2 separate regions of the Homo sapiens genome follow, and region 2 is linked to region 1. Evidence: chromatin loops called from intact Hi-C (ENCODE). Cell type or tissue: ovary. All regions are shown on one strand. Each heading gives the region's core, and the rest is flanking DNA. Links, peaks and the distances in the headings are about the cores only. Region 1 overlaps TSPAN4 (tetraspanin 4). Region 2 overlaps AP2A2 (adaptor related protein complex 2 subunit alpha 2).

Region 1 (4,258 bases), core at 1-4,000:
GGATGGTCTCCATCTCCTGACCTCGTGATCTGCCCGCCTCGGCCTTCCAAAGTGCTGGGATTACAGGTGTGAGCCACCACGCCCGGCCCCAGTTTGGGTTTTAAATGACAGTTTTCTCTGTTGTGCTAGCACCTCCCCTCAGTTCAGGGACCTTCACCCCCAGCCTGGGCATTTCGTCTGGAATGAGACTTGTGGGGTTGCTTGGCGCTTGAGGCCAGGATGTACTCTGAGCTGCTGATGGCCATCTCCTCTCCTGGGGCCTCGTTTCCCTCTGACCTCCTGCCCTCATCACCTGGTGATCTGGACCCAGGGCCATATCCCTTCTCTGCCCAGTTCTTGGGGCAGTGATGGTGTCAGGCCGTTTGTGGGTCCCCCTGGTGCCCTGTCTGCCCCTCCACAAGACCTGGGAACTGCGGGAGGATATGGGGACAGCCCAGGGGCAGGCTGGGGTTCCTGTGTGCTCGGGAATGCCCCTCAGTTCCGCATGGCCTTGTCTGTACATGGTGTGTGTGACCTTGTGCCCGACGGTCTGGAGGGACCATTGAGTGGGCCATTGCCTGTCCAGGCCTCTCCTGTGCTCCAGAATGTTACGAGGGACACCTCTCCAAAGGGGTGGGTGGGGGCGCCGCGTTCACAGTCAGCACCCTGGACAGCCCATCCCCCAGCTGCTGGTGCATCCCATAGCAGGGCCAGGTCCCCCGGGAAGTGGGGGCATCTTTGTAGAGCTGGCAGACCCCTGCCCACCCTGGGGCTGTGCCCCAAGCCCAGTGCTCCCAGTGAGGACAGATTCTCTTAATTAGGGATGTCCCCTGGCACTTCTGCCACGGAGCTGGCCTCTGGTCCTGCACACTCCAGACACATCCACCCTGGCTCACACACACCCTGGCTCACATGCACCCCGGATCCCACCCCCGCTGACACTCACCCCGGTTCCCATGCACCCCAGGCTCACATGCACTCCCGGCTCACACGCACCCCTGCTCACACGCACTTCGGCTCACACGCACTCCGGCCCACACGCACCCCGCTCACACACCCTGCTCACCCAGTTCCCACGCACCCCAGGCTCCCACGGACCTCCGCTCACATGCACCCCGGTTCCCACACACCCCAGGCTCCCATGCACCTGGCTCACATTCACGCCCGCTCACACGCACCCCGGCTCACATGCACCCCCGCTTGCATGCACCTCGCCTCCCACCCCCGCTCACACGCACCCCCGGCTCGCATCCTGGGCTCCCATGCACCCCCGGCTCCCATGCACCCCTGGGTCACACGCATCCCCGCTCACACGCACCCCAGCTCTCACGCACCCCCGGGCTCACACCCCCAACAGCTTGCACCCCCGGCACACATGCACCCCGGCTCACACGCACCCCTGGGTCACACGCATCCCCGCTCACATGCACCCCAGCTCTCACGCACCCCCGGGCTCACACCAACAGCTTGCACCCCCGGCACACATGCACCCCGGCTCACACGCACCCCCGGGCTCACACGTGCCCTGGCTCACACGCACCCCTGGGCTCACATGCACCCCGGCTCACACGCACCCCAGGTCACACGCATCCCCTCACATGCACCCAGGCTCACACACCCACCCCCAGCCCACACTCATCCCCGCTCACACACACCCCCACTCACACACACCCTGGCCCACACGCACCTTGGCTCACGTGCACCCCGGCTCACACGCACCCCCCCTTTCACACGCACCCCGGGCTCACACGCACCCCGGGCTCACACGCACCCCCCCTTTCACACGCACCCCGGGCTCACATGCACCCCGGCTCACACGCACCCCCTCTCACACGCACCCCGGCTCACACGCACCCCCCTCACACGCACCCCGGGCTCACACGCACCCCGGGCTCACACGCACCCCGGGCTCACACGCACCCCCTCTTACACGCACCCCGGGCCCACATGCACTCCGGCTCACACACACCCTCACTCATGCACCCCGGGCCCACACGCACCCCAGCTCCCATGTACCCCTGCTCACATGCACCCCAGCTCCCATGCATCCCGGGCTCACACACAACTTGACTCACACGTCTCAGGTTCATGCATCCGTCCCCTGGTGCGTCTCCGGGCCGCCCTCCACCGGGCTGTGCTGGCTGCCACCCCCAAGCCTCTTCCTGGTCTCCTGGGAAGCCTCCCCTATCACCCTAAGCTGCTTCTGGGGCTGGCTTTGCTCAGAAGCCACACCCAGGCTGGGCACTGTGCCCAGGTCTCCTATTGGCTCCCTGCAGCCACGAGGGGCTGTGTGGTCAGAGCCAGCAAGTCAGCCCCTGCCTCGGTACTCCCAATCCTGGGGCCCAGAGCACAGGGGTGACCCCTCTTCCTGCACCCAGTCTGTCCAGCTCCCCTGTGCGCTGTGCCTGGCCTGCTGGGGAGGGGCTCTGGGCGTGGGTGTCAGAGCTCAGCAGGCACCAGGAGCCAATGGCTCAGCAGAGCTTCCCAAGATAGGTCCTGCGCTGGCAGCCTCCGGACAGCGTTCTGTTTTGAACTTTAAGCGGAGATGCTACCTCTGGAAGGCCGGGGAAGGACAGAGCCTGCCTTCTCCCCAGGATGGCCTGAGCGTGTGTGGGACTTGTGGGGCCCCAGCAGTGGGGGGAATCTGCTCTGAGGGGATTTTACCCTGTGGAGCCCAGAGGGACCGAAGACACCAGTGACAGGCCTGGCCTGAATCTTGGGGCACCAGCAGCCATGCTGGCCCTTGGGCAGGGAGCTGTGTCCCATCTCCCCAGCACAGCCTCCTGCCTGCCAGCCAGCCAGTAAAAGGGTGGCGGCCTCCAACCTCCAGCCTGGCGCTGGCTGATGCACTGCTCAGGGAGGGGCAGGTGAGCGTGCACACGAGGAGGGGGCATCTCCCACCCCCAGGCCCCCTGAGGCAAGAGTGTTGGGGCTCATGGGCCCTCCGTGGGCCCTGCCAGGGTGGAGGCCCCAGGCCTGTCTTGAGCTGGGCTGGTGTTGCAGGTGGGGGTGGGGCGGCTGCTGGTGGCCAGCAGCTATCCCAGCCTTGGTTTCTGTCTGGAAAGTGGGGTGTGAGTCTGGCCACTGGGGCTTGGGAGGCTTTTATGGGGTGACTTGGGGCTTCTGGTAGTCCCCCGGGAACCCCCAGAGCCTGGGGTCTGAGCCTGTCCTCAGGCATGTGGTCTGGGTGCTCCAAGGGGTTTCATCAGGTTGAGGGGTGGCTTTGCCAGCCCATTCCCAAGTCCTGTCCAGTCCAGGGTGGGGCAGGGATCCCCCAGGGCTGCGCGGCCCTTCCCCAGAACCAGTCAACCGTCGGCACCCCAGGACGTCTACCCACCACCCACCTGGGCACCCACGCTGCAGACCGGGAGCTGGTCAGCATTTTCGGGGGACTGCTTGTCCCGTGCCCAGGCCTGGAACATATCTCCCGTCTCATCCTGAAACGGCCCAAGCCCGAGGCCTCTGTCTGAAGGTGGGGTCCTGGCGGACCCCTGCTTCCCTTGAGGCCTTGCTGGGCCAGCAGCCTAGCACCCTCTCTCTGGGCGCAGCACCCCCTCGTCTCCCCCTGCCTCTTCCTGTTTTAATTGATTTTTATAAGAACAAGCACTTAGGAAACACAGTAAGAGCTCTGGCGGTTACAGACACTGCAGGAGGTGGCCCTCCGGGTGGCAGGTGCTCCTGTGGGACCCGCCTGCTTTGTTCCCACCAGTGCCCATGTGGCTGTAAGAAATCATAACTTGGCCGGGCGCGGTGGCTCATGCCTGTAATCTCAGCACTTTGGGAGGCCGAGACGGGCTGATCATGAGGTCAGGAGATTGAGATCAAGACCATCCTGGCGGCTGGGCGTGGTGGCTCACGCCTGGAATCCCAGCACTTTGGGAGGTCGAGGTGGGTGGATCACGAGGTTGGGAGATCAAGACCATCCTGGCTAACACGGTGAAACCCTGTCTCTACTAAAAGTACAAAAAATTAGCTGGGCGTGGTGGCGGGCGCCTGTAGTCCCAGCTACTCGGGAGGCTGAGGCAGGAGAATGGCGTGAACCCGGGAGGCGGAGGTTGCAGTGAGCCGAGATCGCGCCACTGCACTCCAGCCTGGGTGACAGTGCGAGACTCGGTATCAAAAAAAAAACAAAAAAGACTATTGTGGCTAAACCATCTCTACTAAAAATACAAAAAATTAACCGGGTGTGGTGGGGGCATGCCTGTAATCCCAGCTACTTGGGAGGCTGAGGCAGGAGAATCACTTGAACCTGGGAGGCGGAGGAGGTTGCAGTGAGCCC
Region 2 (4,508 bases), core at 282-4,281, 150 kb after region 1:
AAGAAAGCAGCCCAATTAAAAAATGGGCAAAAGAACAGCCTGGGCAAACACATCAAGACCCCATCTCTACAACCAGAGGGGGTGGCGGGGAGGTGGGGGTGGGTGCAAAGTTGTTGAAAAGACGACATTCTCCAGGGAAAATACAGGAATGCTCAATAAGCACCTGAAAAGATGGACAAAGTCACGAGGGAAGTGCCAATCAAAACCACAGTGAGCTACCACCTCACCCCTCCAGGATGGCTGTTAGAAAACAAACAAGCAGCCTGTGCAGTGGCTCACGCTTGTAACCCCAGCATGTTGGGAGGCCGAGGCAGGCAGATCACTTGAGGCCAGGAGTTCGAGACTGGCCTGGCTAACATGGTGAAACCCTGTCTCTAATAAAAATACAAAAATTAGCTGGGTGTAGTGGTGTGTGCCTGTGGTCCCAGCTACTTGGGAGGCTGAGGCAGGAGAATCACTTGAACCTGGGAGGCGGAGGTTGCAGTGAGCCAAGATCATGCCACTGCACTACAGCCTGGGCAACAGAGTGAGACTCTGTAAATAAATAAATAAACAGACTGGCCTGGTGGCCTGGTGACTTAGGCCTATAATTCCAGCACTTTGGGAGGCCGAGGTGGGAGGGTCACTTGAGCCCAGGTGTTTGAGACCAGCCTGCACAACATTGTGAGACCCCATCTCTACAAAAAATACAAAAATTAGGTAGACGTGCTGGTGCACACCTGTGGTCCCAGCTACTTGGGAGGCAAAGGTGGGAGGATCGCTTGAGCCCAGGTGTTTGAGGCTGCAGTGAGCTGAGATCTTGCCACTGCACTGCAGCCTGGGCAACAGAGCGAGACCCTGTCGTTCATTCATTCATTCATAAATAATGCATACATCATTATTTATGTATGCATAAATAACCAAAAAGGAAAAAGAGTGTCTGCAGGGCGTGGTGACGTTGGAGCCTTGTACGCCGCTGGTGGGAATGTACAGTAGTGCGGGCACTGTGGGAAGTTCCTCAGAACACAAAAGAAGATGGAATTACTCTGTGACCCAGCAGTTCCACGTCTGGGTACAGACCCCAGAGAATTGAAAGCTGGGTCTTAAAGAGGTACCTGTCCACCCATGTCCAATGGCAGCACTATTCACAATCACCGAAAGTTAGAAACAGCCCAGATGTTCATGGGTGGATGCCTAATTAAACGAAATGTGGTCTGTCGACGCAGTGGAATATTATTCAGCCATCAAACGGCAGAAAGGAATGAAATTCTGATGCATAAAGCAGCACACATGCACCTTGAGGACATGGTGCTCAGTGACACGGGCCAGACACCTGGACAAATCCTGTGTGGCTCCACTCATGCGGTCCCTAGAGCAGTGACTTCGTAGAGACAGAACGTAGCTGGGGGATGCCAGGGCCTAGGCCAGGGGGATGGGGAATTGGTGTTTAATGGGGACAGAGTTCCGTTTGGGAAGATGAGAACGTTCTGGAGATGGTGGTGGTGGCAGCAGCTGCACAGTGTGGATGCACTTCCTGTGCCCTTGTGTGCACCTAAATATGGCTAGGAAGGTGAATGTTAGTGTATTTTACCACAATTTAGGAGAAAGACATAAAAAAGCCTTTGAGTGTAAAAAAATGCTGTGCACGGAACCCTGTGGCTGCAGGGGCCCTGGCTGCGGACCTGCCTCCTCTCAGCGCCTGCCTTGAGCCTCCTCAGGACTGCTCTCTCTCTCATCTGTGAAAAACACAGAAAGAATGTGAAAAAAGAGAATTAGTCCTCTGCCCGCCAGGGGTCTGTTAGAAAAGTGAGGGTTGTCAGAGTGATTCCTGTGGGAAACGCTGCATTGAAAACAGGTGGTGCCTTTAGTCCTGGTTTAAGTTTTTAAGCTCTGGGCCGTGATAGCTTCACGAGGTGTTGGTTTTGGGTTTTTAAATTGTGGGAGGAGTGATGCCAAACTGTTTACTGTTTTCAAAATATTTGAGATTTCCTTTCTGAATTCAAGGGGTATACAGATGTTCACAAAGATTTTTTACTGTGATATAAATAAAAACAGCGACACATCCTAAATGTGCACCTGTGCCGTGGCTGAGCCGCTGCAGTGAGGGCTAGTGTGCAACACCGATGCTGTGCTGGACGCGTGCCCAGCCGGGTCCCCTGACAGGAGGCAGCCGGGGCCGGTGCGTGTGTTTGCATGTTGCAGTCATGGGGCGGGGCCGGCAGAGGCCTGTGTGATTGTGGCGTCCCTGGAAAAGATGCTTGGCAGGCCCCTCCAGCTGTAGCCCAGCCTGCAGACGGGGCGTTCTGTGGGTCCTTCCCCGTGCATATGCGTGTGATCTCACCCATCCCGTGTGGGTGCGCAGGAGGGGCCGAGGGAGGAGGGTGCTGGAGGGCGGAAGTTACCTCTGACTGGAGGAGATACCCGGCCCGTGTTACCAGCACTGGTGTGCTCGTTCTAAAACTGGAAAAAATTTGTTCTTAATTTTAACAACAGTCATACATCACAACAGTGAACTTAAATTCAGCTGAAGATTGTGGGGGGCTCTTGTTTTTCAGGGTAAATATTCAGGGTAAGTGTGAAATGGTGTGTGTGAAAAAATTGTTTTTGTTCCTTCTAGGTCGGATGTTTATCTTTTATGGTAATAAGACCTCCACGCAGTTCCTAAACTTTACCCCAACACTAATCTGTTCAGACGACCTTCAGCCTAATATCCTTGGCTTCATTGCCCCATGCCCGCAGACAGCATAATGTGGGGCTTAGAGGAGGCTTTTGAGGAAGTTTTTTGGTTTTCTTATTTTGTTAAAATAGCGAGATAATTCCAGATGCTATATGAAAATCAGGCAGTCGTAATCTGCCTATGGTGCTGGGCAGGAGAAGGAAAACAGGCAGTCTTCCATATTGGAGAGCCAGCTTTTGATCATGCACCTAAAAATACCGTGTACATGCCTCCTCCCCTTCCATCTGGCCAGTGTGAGTCCCTTTCCTTTTCACCTGCTCTTACTCTCCTGTGACGTGATCTTTAAACCCCTCCTCTCCGAAGCCTCACAGAGCTGCTGCTTGCAGAGTGTGGGAGGCGCCAGTGGGGACTGGAGCGCGGTGCGCACCCCAGCCGAGCTTGTGTGTGCTTCTGGCAGAGCTTTTAGACTGAAGATTTTCCCTTCGTAATGCCAGAAGCGTTCCTAGAACTTCCCCAGCTAAAACAGGGAGACGCTAACGTCTCTACCTCTAAGGATAGGCCCGCCAAATAGAGTTAGCGTGAAGACCCCAGCTTGACCAGAGATGGTGACACCTGGGGATTTATGGTCAGCGACCTGAGTGAAGCAACATCCTCCTTGCCACTGGCTGGTCTGTTCATTTTAACATGAACATGTTTTAATGCAGACTGTTCAAGCTGTTTCAAAACAGTCATTAAAAATACACATGCAGGAGCACCTGTATTAAAGACTTTGTTTGGAATCTGGAGTGGAAGCTCTGACTCCTACTGCGCCCTTCTTTAGGGGTCTCTCCCTCGGGGTCCACTTGGCTCGAGGCGGCAGCGAGCCCAGCAGCTGAGTGGCCGGCGGCACACGACCCAGAGGGAAGGAGAGGCCTGCACCCCGCTGCCTCCTGGACCCAGCTTTGCTGCTGTCACTGTTTCTTCAGGAGAGGCTGTAGGCAAACCCTTGTTTTCCAGCATGAAAACAACCCTGGTCCCAGCAGGGCAGGCTCTTTTCTGTGTCTCGCTGTTTCAGGAGCCTGCTATTCCTGGGATTCTTAAAGTTTTCCTGCCCTACTAAGCACCAGTTTCTGCTAACGGTGACAAAAATTGTGTGTGTAAGACCCAGAGCCGAGGCTCAGAGTGAAAACAGACAAGTAGTATATAATCTAAGTGACTTTTTAAAATGGAGGAGCCATTCTGGAAGCGTGAGAAGCAGACAGTGTTTTGAGGATTGTCTGGGTGGAAGGGCAGGGCCGGGTGGTGTGGCTGCCCTCGACCCGTAGCTGGTGGTCCTAGAGTGTGGTGAGTGTGCTCGCCTCCACGGGTCCTGCTGGGGCTCTAGCCCGGCCCGTTTCCGCTTCTGCCACTGGGACTTGCTCAGCTGGATTCCTTAACGCACGCACACCTGAACCTGCAGACCAAGCCCGTGGACCCGACCGTGGAGGGGGGCGCGCAGGTGCAGCAGGTGGTCAACATAGAGTGCGTGTCCGACTTCACGGAGGCGCCAGTCCTCAACATTCAGTTCAGGTAAGAGCCGCCTGTGCGCCCCGGGCCAAGGGGTGTGTGGGCGCCTGAGCTGTGTGCCTGGGCTCCATGACTGTGCCTCCGTGTCCTTCCTGAGGGGACCCGGGGCGTGCGGGTGCTCACGGTGCATGGATGCGGCCTGAGCTATTGCTGCCCCCGGCTCTGCAGAGCGCAGGAAACAAGGGGAGGCGGAGCCCTGGGCTCCGGGACGGCAGGTGGCAGCTCCCACATGGGGCCTTGCTAGGATCTTTCTGGGCACCATGGGGCCCACCTCATGGGGTGGCAGACAGCCAGGGCCCCCGCGCCA

Evidence for each region. A loop is a pair of places that touch in the nucleus more often than their neighbours do. Peaks named below come from ENCODE experiments on the same cell type or tissue, not always from the same donor. Only the 100,000 strongest peaks of a DNase experiment are listed, where the experiment ranks them.
Region 2: a loop joins it to region 1, with 2.1 times the contacts of the local background. A loop is called at or near these places in 1 of 110 quality-filtered maps.

Annotation. Positions count from the first base shown.
Region 1 is chr11:857,615-861,872 of GRCh38, forward strand. The region is part of intron 3 of TSPAN4 (tetraspanin 4); the gene reads left to right. Among named protein-coding and RNA genes, the nearest start is that of TSPAN4, 17 kb to the left of the region's middle. RefSeq lists enhancers at 1,311-1,844, 1,845-2,378, 2,379-2,911, 2,912-3,446. In ovary, for the core only: no CTCF peak of the experiment used is centred there; DNase peaks (open chromatin) are centred at 1,599 and 2,337; H3K4me3 peaks cover 412 bases; H3K27ac peaks cover 625 bases.
Region 2 is chr11:1,003,932-1,008,439 of GRCh38, forward strand. It overlaps AP2A2 (adaptor related protein complex 2 subunit alpha 2), which reads left to right. Exons shown (of 22, transcript NM_012305.4): 17 at 2,597-2,686; 18 at 4,081-4,204. Among named protein-coding and RNA genes, the nearest start is that of MUC6, 31 kb to the right of the region's middle. In ovary, for the core only: no CTCF peak of the experiment used is centred there; a DNase peak (open chromatin) is centred at 2,181; H3K27ac peaks cover 534 bases.